2 separate regions of the Homo sapiens genome follow, and region 1 is linked to region 2. A link is an interaction called in ENCODE POLR2A ChIA-PET data of the cell type or tissue named here. Cell type or tissue: MCF 10A. All regions are shown on one strand. Each heading gives the region's core, and the rest is flanking DNA. Links, peaks and the distances in the headings are about the cores only.

Region 1 (4,392 bases), core at 168-4,167, 1.7 Mb after region 2:
CCCAGGCTGGAGTGCAGTGGTGCGATCTCGGCTCACTGCAGCCTCTGCATCCCAGGTTCCAGCGATTCTCCTGCCTCAGCCTCCTGGGTAGCTGGGATTACAGGCACGCGACACCACACCCGGCTAATTTTTGTGTTTTTAGTAGAAACAGGGTTTCACCATGTTGGTCAGGCTGGTCTCAAACTCCTGATCTCAGATGATCCGCCTACCTCGGCCTCCCAAAGTGCTAAGATTACAGGCGTGAGCCACCGTGCCCAGCTGATAGAATTATATTATTTAGCATATGGTGATAATCGCAAGAACTAAAAACAGAAACTTATAAAAGTTTGCCTCTTGGGAATATGCTGGGTATGGAGGAGTCTCAATTGGAAAATATTAATTTTTGTTTTGACATTAAAAATATAAAAATATATTCTGAAAGTAAAGGTTCGAATGGCTTCTCTCCTCTGTGATGCCTCCCAAGCCTACCTTCCATCAGAGGTAAGAATTCTCATGATATTTGCATTTATGTTTATTATATTTAGAGTGTCTCTTCATAATTGAATGGGCCCTAAACTGAGCCCTAAGTTAGTAACTCTGTTTCATTCATCTTCCTGGTTCCCTTTCACTGAGGAGGCTTAAATGAGGAATTCCTTAAATAGAATTGGTTTGAGCCAGACAGGGCAAGCCAGTCTGAGGGAGGAAGTGTGTATTCAACCCACCTTGGTCTGTGCTCTCATTCTCTTTGTTTTCCTGGAAAGGGTTTTACTGTTCTCTCTTAGGGGCCATTCCCTTTTGATTTAGCCTTCTTTTATGTCTGAGGCTTAGTTATATAATCACAGATGAAGTTCTTTATTTTCTCCAAATTTTCTATGTAGGGCTTTTCTATTGGTGCTGGTCAATGGGAAGTCATTTAATGTGCTGAGCTATATCTCTGCAGATGGGAGAAATCTGGAGCCTGGTCATAGTTTTTTTTTTTTTTTAATTTGGACAATGACATCAAGGATCCAAAAACCACAGGAGGACTCTGAGCATAAACACCCTACAAACTGGGGGCAAAATTTGGATTTCTATGTATACTTCTCCTATCCCTCCTTACAGTGCTGTCAGGGAGGCTCCAGGAAAAACCCGTCTTATATTCTGAATTCTCTCACCCTGACATACCACATATCAACTATGATTTTCCTCATTGTATATTAAATAACGGTATATGCTTGTGTGGTCCTTTGTGCAGAGTACGAATGTATTCTATAATGAATATAAATGCAGAATATAAACTGTAAAACTTTGGTTTGTAGTTAAAATGTCCAAAACCTGCAACTGACCCACCTGAGCTATGCTCTCAGCTTATTCTAAACAATAAACCAGAGAGGGGATTGGATAAGAACTCTGTCCAGAATAATACACTATTTGTGCTGCGCTTGCACCAACCCGACAGTGAGTGCCTCCTTAAGTGTTGCACCCTAGGTTCCTGGCTTACCTCAGCCTTAGTCCTGACCTGGGATTCCTACCATCTCTAGCTCCCCCGGGTCACAGCAATGGGAGAGGATCTCAGCAGTTCTAAATCTTCCCCTACTCCCAGTGCCAAGCCCACAGTGATCCCTCATTAGTGAAAATGTATTTAATTAATAAGAAATCATCAATAAAGCCCTTCAATAAATGAATGAAAGTAGAATAGGGAAAACCTAGACCAGAAGCAGCACAGGTAGAATGGACGTGGAGTTTTAATTGAGAGTAAGTTCAATTTGTATATATGGGGTGCCTACTAAAATTATTAATGTGGTTTTAGACTGCAATTTTAGATACCTATTATCTATCAAAAAGACAGCAGCAATCCCAGTCTTCCCTGCCCTGGTTAAAAAAAAAAAATACCTGGAGTGAATTCAATGGCAAGATATTTCTAATTATATTCTATGTGAAAAAGGCTAAAAAGCTGATAAAGTTTAGTCTGAAAAAGAAATGACTCAGGGACTCCATGATAATTGTTTTCAAATATTTGAATGTCTGCCAGATGAAAAGAGATCAGGCTTATTCAGTATGGTCACGATGGTTAGAGCCAAAACCAGTGGGTGGCAGCTGTACAGGAAGAGATCTGTGCTTGTTATAAGCCCCAGTGCCGAGATTATCACTGTCATGAATGGTCTCTCTTGGTTTAGTGTGCATAATAATTGGTTTTTTTTTACCACATTAAACCAGATTGTAATCATAGCCTACATACAAGGTCTATTGGAAGAGAATTATGCTAACAGGCGACTCAACAAAAGCATTAGGTGGATGGCAGATTTGGGAAGCTGCCAGCCCTTTCCCCTCCTCCTTACTTGGCATTTTTTATGTTTGTTTGTTTTTTGGGGGTTTTTCCACTCTGTGTTGGTGGAAGCACTTCAGATAGTTGAAACCAGTGGTTTCCCAGGTAGGCTTTCTTCTTGCCAAAGACCCATCCTGGAACCTGTACCAGTCTCCCCATCCCTCTCTCTCCCACAGTCTAACTTTCCAGCAGGTTTCATTGTATCCCAGTCTCCTGCTCTCAAAATCCTAAGGACCACATGCTAGTTTTGTCATAGGGCCCATACCTTAGGTTTCTCTCGCCTCACTCCTCCTCATTTATACTTTAGCTTTAATTTTCAGTGATTCACCTCTAATCTCCCAAAGGTCCAAGAAGCCAAAGTGGAGAGAAATTAATGCTCATATAGAGATTTTCTGCCTAAGAGTCAATGATTCTAAGACAAGCTTGAGATGGAAATGAACATGATGTACTTGAAAGATGAGGAGATTTTCAAGAGTAAAGAAGTAGAACTGAGGAATTGTAAGAGTCATATTACTATTGCTGAATGGCAGACTGAGGACCCCCAGAATCTTGTAAGGATTTTAGCAAGAAAGTGATATGTTCGAAGTGACATTCTGGGCAGTAAATTATAAGAGGGAGTATAGGATTAGTTCAAGAAAGTAGAGAATAAATGCAGGAACTAATTAGAAGATGCCACAGTAGTCCAAGAATCAGATGGTGAAAGCATGGACAATGAGAGCAGCTGTAAGCATGGAAAGGAAGTTAGGTGGAGAGGCATGTTAAAAGAATTTTGACGATACTTAGTGTACTGGACATTATCTTATCTGACCAGAAAAATATATCCTTTATTTTCCAAAAGTTGCCCCTCTCCCACTCCAGCCATATGATTATGGAGGGGACTGAGGTGCAGCCATGAGAATGCCCTTGGTAGAACTCCTACCAAAAAGAGCGCACTTGAATAAGGGCCTCAGCTGCTGCACTTGGAAATCCATCTCCATGTATGCACTGAGACCACATCTCATACAGGTTGCTGCCACCAGTAACTGAGTGTGATAGGGACACCAAGGGAGCTCCATTCCAGGAAGACAAGAGACTACCTTTCAGCAACTTTGCCTCAGGAACTACCTGATAATCTTGCAGAACCCTCTATAGACTGCCTAGCAATCTAGACCCAAACTATTCTCTCTTTTACCTTCACTTAGAGTCAGATTGCATCATGGTCTGATGGCTTCCCAGCCATTTCCAGCACCCTCCCTATATATATATCCTTTTACACAGATATATAGGTTGTATATGTCTAAGTATATCTAATAAAATCCTTATACATTTAATCCTGTTTGGCATCTGCTTGTTAGAGGACATGAATGAATGCAACTGCCAATCCTATTCTTTCTCTCTGGCTCTGTCTTCTGTCTCTCTGTCTCCCTCTCTCTCTTTTACACATACACATGCCCCAGGGGTAGCACATGATCCAGGCTGGGCCAATTACTTAGTACAGCATCCATCTACCCATAGTGATTATTCTAAGGAATAGGCACATGACCCAAGTTGTACCACTAAGAATGCCCCCTGAGACTGGCTGAATTTAAACTAGAGGCCAAACTGAGTTTTTAAATGCAGATGCTGCTGAATGGGTGTGACCTAAGTCTACTACTAGAATCCCAGCCTTGTGGAAAAGACCCAGAAAGTATAGCTATCATCCAGGTAGAAACAGAAAGAGTGCATTTTGGTGGCACCACTTTGCTGGTTCCAGTTCCTGAGGTGTGTAGAGCTGCTTTAGTTTCCTGCAGCTGTCTCTCTCTCTTTTTTCTCTTTCTAAATTATATGAGGTACCCAGGATCCTTCCAATAAATCCCTTTTTTTTTCTTAAGGTAGCTGGAGTTTCAAATTCAGTCACTTGAAGCCAAAAGACTCATAATTAATATACACAGTGACAAAATAGACAAAGGATTAAGTAGAGGATAAGAAGCAGTTAGTTCTAATGTTATAGGCATAGGAGACCAAAATAATGGTGCTAGTCACAAAAATATGGGAATTAGAAATTCCTCATGAGAGATGATTGAGACACAACAGCATATCCAAATAGAAATGTAATTAGATTATTGAGGATAATAAAAAATTGAAGCCTT
Region 2 (4,392 bases), core at 297-4,296:
GGTATGTGGAAATCCTCCTCCGAGCTACGGCACAATTTGGTAGAAAATGCCCTGAACTGAATGGCAACTCTGGGGATCTTCCCTGGCCAAGTGACCCTGGGACTCTCTAACAACTCTGGGCCTCTGTTTCCTCATCTGTATAATGGGTTTACTAATGCCTACCCTATCTACTCTGCGGTGTTGGTAGCGAATGAGAAAAGACTTTGAAACTGAAAAGGGCTATGCAGATTTAAGGTTCCTGGGGGCAAAATATTAACCCATTCTTTTATGCAAGTTCAGCAGCCTGGGGGAGGGTGGTAATCACTCTCACAAAAAGCTAGGCCAGCCTTCTTATAGTTATTATTTATTTTGAGACAGTCTTGCTCCATCGCCCAGGCCAGAGTACAGTGGTATGGTGCCATCCTAGCTCACTGCAGCCTTGACTTCTTGGGCTCAAGTGACTCTCCCAGCTCAGCCTCCCTGCTCCTAAAAGCTAGGACCACAGGCATGTGACCTCGCCCGGGTAATTTTTAAATTTTGTAGGGATGGGGTTTCACTATGTTGCCCAGGCTGGTCTCCAACTCTTGAGGCCAGCCCTATTGCCTACAGTATGGAAGCCCAGGCTGCTAGGCCTGGCAGTGGTCGAGCACCCTGGAAATGGGCTCCTGAATGCCTGTGGCAGCAGCTAATTGTGCATGTGTCTTCAGGGAGGAAGATACAGATTTCTTTCCCTTGATTCTGCTTATAAAGAGCTGGATTCTGACGCTGGGGCTTGCACACTCACAGACATTTCAGCTCCTATGGCTACCATGGGAAATGCGATTTTCATCTGACAGTGAAGTAACTGAGGCTCAGAGAGTATACATACTCAGGATCACACAGCTTGTCAGTGTCAGAGCCCAGATTTCAACCAAGAACCCTTGTCTTGGTCTCCAGGGTTCTCCGCAATCTTCCATACTGCCTTTGTCTCCAAGCTTTGGGCTCTTGCTCCTGCCATGTTCCTAGATCTCTGAGGGTTTCCTCCCTCTGCTCTCCAGTCTGTGGCCCTGGGCATTTTGGGGTGGGAGTTGGGTAGCCAGGAGAAGAGCAGATCCTTATGAGTAGAGACAAGGCTTTCCAGGGACAAGTGTTGGCAGCCCTGGGGGCCACACTGCCTGTGGTCTTGCTGCCTCACTCTCACCCTGCCGTGGGAACTGCCCATGGAATAAACATTGACACTGGAGAGGTTGATGTAATGACAGTTTTTTAGTGAAATAGTTTTCCATTTATTGATGCCAGAGGAAAAGTCTCCCCTGGAGATATGTGTGTAGGTGGGAAAGGGACCCAGAAGTAAGAGCTACCCATCTTCTATGGGTCCAGTGGATCACAGAGCCCTTGGCTCCAAGGGCAGGGGCACTACCTCATTCACTCAAGTGTCCAGAAGGCCTGCTGCACAGCTGGCATTCAATACATATGTGTTAAATGAGTGAATGAATGAATGATGACTGCCGTGAAAGATCGTCCCATCTGCCTCGCTTCCCGTGTGCTCCGCATCTCCCAGCTCTTGCATTCTCCTGCTCGCGGTCTCTCCTGCTTCTCCTTCTGGCTCTAGTCTCCACCCACTGACCTCCTGACCTGTCTGAGTTCATCTCTTCATCTCCCTCCTCCTGCCCCTCCCTATGTGCTGCCAAGGCACTAAGGGCTGCTTTATAGGTATGGTTTTAGTTAATCCGTGCAGGCTGACATTCCCCAATCCACAGCTGACAAAGCTGGGACCTGATGAGGCCAGGTGGCTCACCCAAGTTTCACACGTAGGAAGTGGCTGGGCTGAGACACCAGCTCCCAGTGGCTGAGCTCTGCACCTTCTGAACCCAACTGCACAGTCTGTGGAGCCCTTCCCCCAGAGACAGCTTCCCCTGGAAGCTTCCCAAGACAGAGGTGAGGGGAACAGCCCAAGCTTCTCAAGCATGCTGCCAACACTGAGCGTTCTCCAGCCAGGCACAGGCCTGTGGCCTTGGCTGCATTTCCCATGTGGGGAGAGAGGAGCTGCGGGGCTGAGTGAGCTGCCAGCGGAGACCTTCTCTCCTGTCCAGCCACAGATACAGGCCCGTGCCTCGGAGCACAGCCCGACGAAGCCTGCCCCCTCACTGTCTTCCTCCGGGACCAGGCCACATGGCTCCCTCTGGGTGGGGTGGGAGAGATGGCTTTCAGAGAACCCCCTCTGACGCATGACTCTGCAGCAGGAGGGGAAAAAATCCCAGGCCTGTAACAGAGCCTGTGGTTTCTTAGGGAAAACCACAGAAAACTCACAGCTTGGGATGGTATACCCACAATCCCCACTGCACAGGGTGTGGCCCAAGGGTACCTCGGCTGCCAGTACCTATCTTGGCACAAGACTCCACTGGCAGCAACTTCTGCTTGCAGCCATTAGCGCTTTTGTCTGGCAGTGCCCCCTGCACGGGGTGGCTGTGCTGTTGGTGGCCCTTGCCGAGGGGAATTCCATAGGAGGAGGAACAGGAAGGCGATGTCGGGCAGCCTCCTTTAGCCTCTACTGACCAGCAGCCAGGTCGGGGATGTCGGGGGGCTATGGTAGCTTTGATCCCACCGCAGCCTGGAGCAGCTCCTCCAACCTTGACTCCTGGCTCACCCCTACTCACAGCCTTCCCATCCTAGCCTGGTGGATGCCCTGTCCTTTCTAGGCCTCGGCAGCCACCAGCCTGGCTGCGGGTGGCAGAGCTGCCACCATGAATTTCCAAGCCTCAAAAGCACACTGCGCTTAGATGCGTTGCTTGGCAGTGGCCTTTCTGAGCAAGGCCCCGGGGGACTGTGTGGAGCTTGGGCGAGAATGTGGTTGTAGAGCTGTATATGGGGCACTATCGGTGGTTTCTGTGGTGGGCCCACACAGAAACCTCTGTTGTGCTTTTACCCTGAAGCCAACAATGTGCCCCAGCTATTAGCTCACTGGACAGTCTCCAGGAACTGGGCCCAATGCTGCTTCCTCCCACAAAACAAAGCTATAAACTATTGTTCCTGCCCTCCTCTGTCCACAGGCCCCACTGCCCACAGCAGGCATGTCTGCCAAGGCCAAGGTCAAAATTTGCCAATGAGCTCAGCAGCGGAAACTCAGTAGTCTGCGCGGTTACCTCCTCTCTCTCCATCAGGGCATTGGAGGTCATTCCTCTCATTTTTTTTTGAGATAGAGTCTTGTTCTGTCTCCCAGGCTAGAGTGCAGTGGCATGATCTTGGCTCACTGCAGCCTCAACCTCCTGGGCTCAAGCAATCCTCCCACTTCAGCCTCCCAAGTAGCTGGGACTACAGGTGTGCACCACCATGCCCAGCTAATTTTTGTAGAGATGAGGTTTCTCCACATTGCCCAGGCTGATCTCGAACTCCTAGGCTCAAGTAATCCTTCTATCTTGGCCTCCCAAAGTATTGGGATTACAGAGGTGAGCCACAATGCCTAGCCCCTCCCTCTCTTAATCTTCCATTTCCCTTGCCCATCTCAGTTACAAGGAGCCTTGGCCGTGGGAGATGGATCAAAAGTCAAGGGTTTGATGCTGACTTCCATTTTATGTGTGTGTGTCTTCCCAGGGCTTCCTGGCCTCTGCCTCGACATCCCAACCCAGGAGTAAGGACAGTCACTAAGGGGTCGGGACAAGGGTCTGCCTGCTGTCTCCACTTAGCCTCCTCTGCTTCTCTTCTCGACATTGGCTGTCTGTCTGGGGTTAGGAGAGGATAAGAGGAGGTAGAAGATGAGGCTGGGGTCCATACTTATGGGCGAGAGTTGCCTCCTCTGATTTGGAGTCACAGGCAGTAGCCACAACCCAGCCAGCCCTGTCCCAAGGAAGATCAAGAAAAAGCACAAAGGGCTTAGTTCACAGCTCCCTCTCCTGATGGGGCCAGAGACCCTGCCCCCTGCCTCTGGATCCGCCAGCGAGTGCTTAGACCGGTGTAGATAACTTCCTTTCTTGTCACCCCTACCCCTGCACCCTGAAAGTCTCCTGAATTGGAGTGGGGGAATCAGTATGAAAGAAGCTGGGTCTGACCGGGCCTAGGAATAACGATCTGGGAGCATGACAGGCTGTTCTGGAAGAAAGGGAGTTTCTTTCCCTCTTCCCACTCTTTCAACAGCCTGGCTCTAGTGGCAACATGTATCAGGGAATTATTATTATTATTTCCATTTGGGATATAATTATAGTAGCTCTGAGAGCAACGCCTTACACACTTGGCACTGCTGGGGAACGTCGGCATGTAAGTACATCACAGAGTCATCTTATCTCACCCCCTCCACTCTCTTCTCCTTGCCCTCCAGCCATGCTCCACCCCCACAGACATTTATGGGACTTCTCTGGCTCTGGGCCAGGAAGATCATTTTGACTCCCTCCCCATTCCCCAATGCCTCTGGAGGGCCCCCTTTTTAGCTGCATCCTCCAC

The links. ChIA-PET counts read pairs that join two places held together with the same protein. Peaks named below come from ENCODE experiments on the same cell type or tissue, not always from the same donor. Only the 100,000 strongest peaks of a DNase experiment are listed, where the experiment ranks them.
Region 1: POLR2A ChIA-PET joins it to region 2 with 6 read pairs; 1 of 35 experiments calls an interaction of 5 or more read pairs at or near these places.

What each region holds. Positions count from the first base shown.
Region 1 is chr1:209,923,942-209,928,333 of GRCh38, reverse strand. No RefSeq gene overlaps it. Among named protein-coding and RNA genes, the nearest start is that of SYT14, 12 kb to the left of the region's middle. In MCF 10A, for the core only: no CTCF peak of the experiment used is centred there; a DNase peak (open chromatin) is centred at 2,013.
Region 2 is chr1:211,630,854-211,635,245 of GRCh38, reverse strand. No RefSeq gene overlaps it. Among named protein-coding and RNA genes, the nearest start is that of NTRAS, 6.8 kb to the left of the region's middle. RefSeq lists an enhancer at 2,318-2,893. In MCF 10A, for the core only: no CTCF peak of the experiment used is centred there; DNase peaks (open chromatin) are centred at 1,905 and 2,225.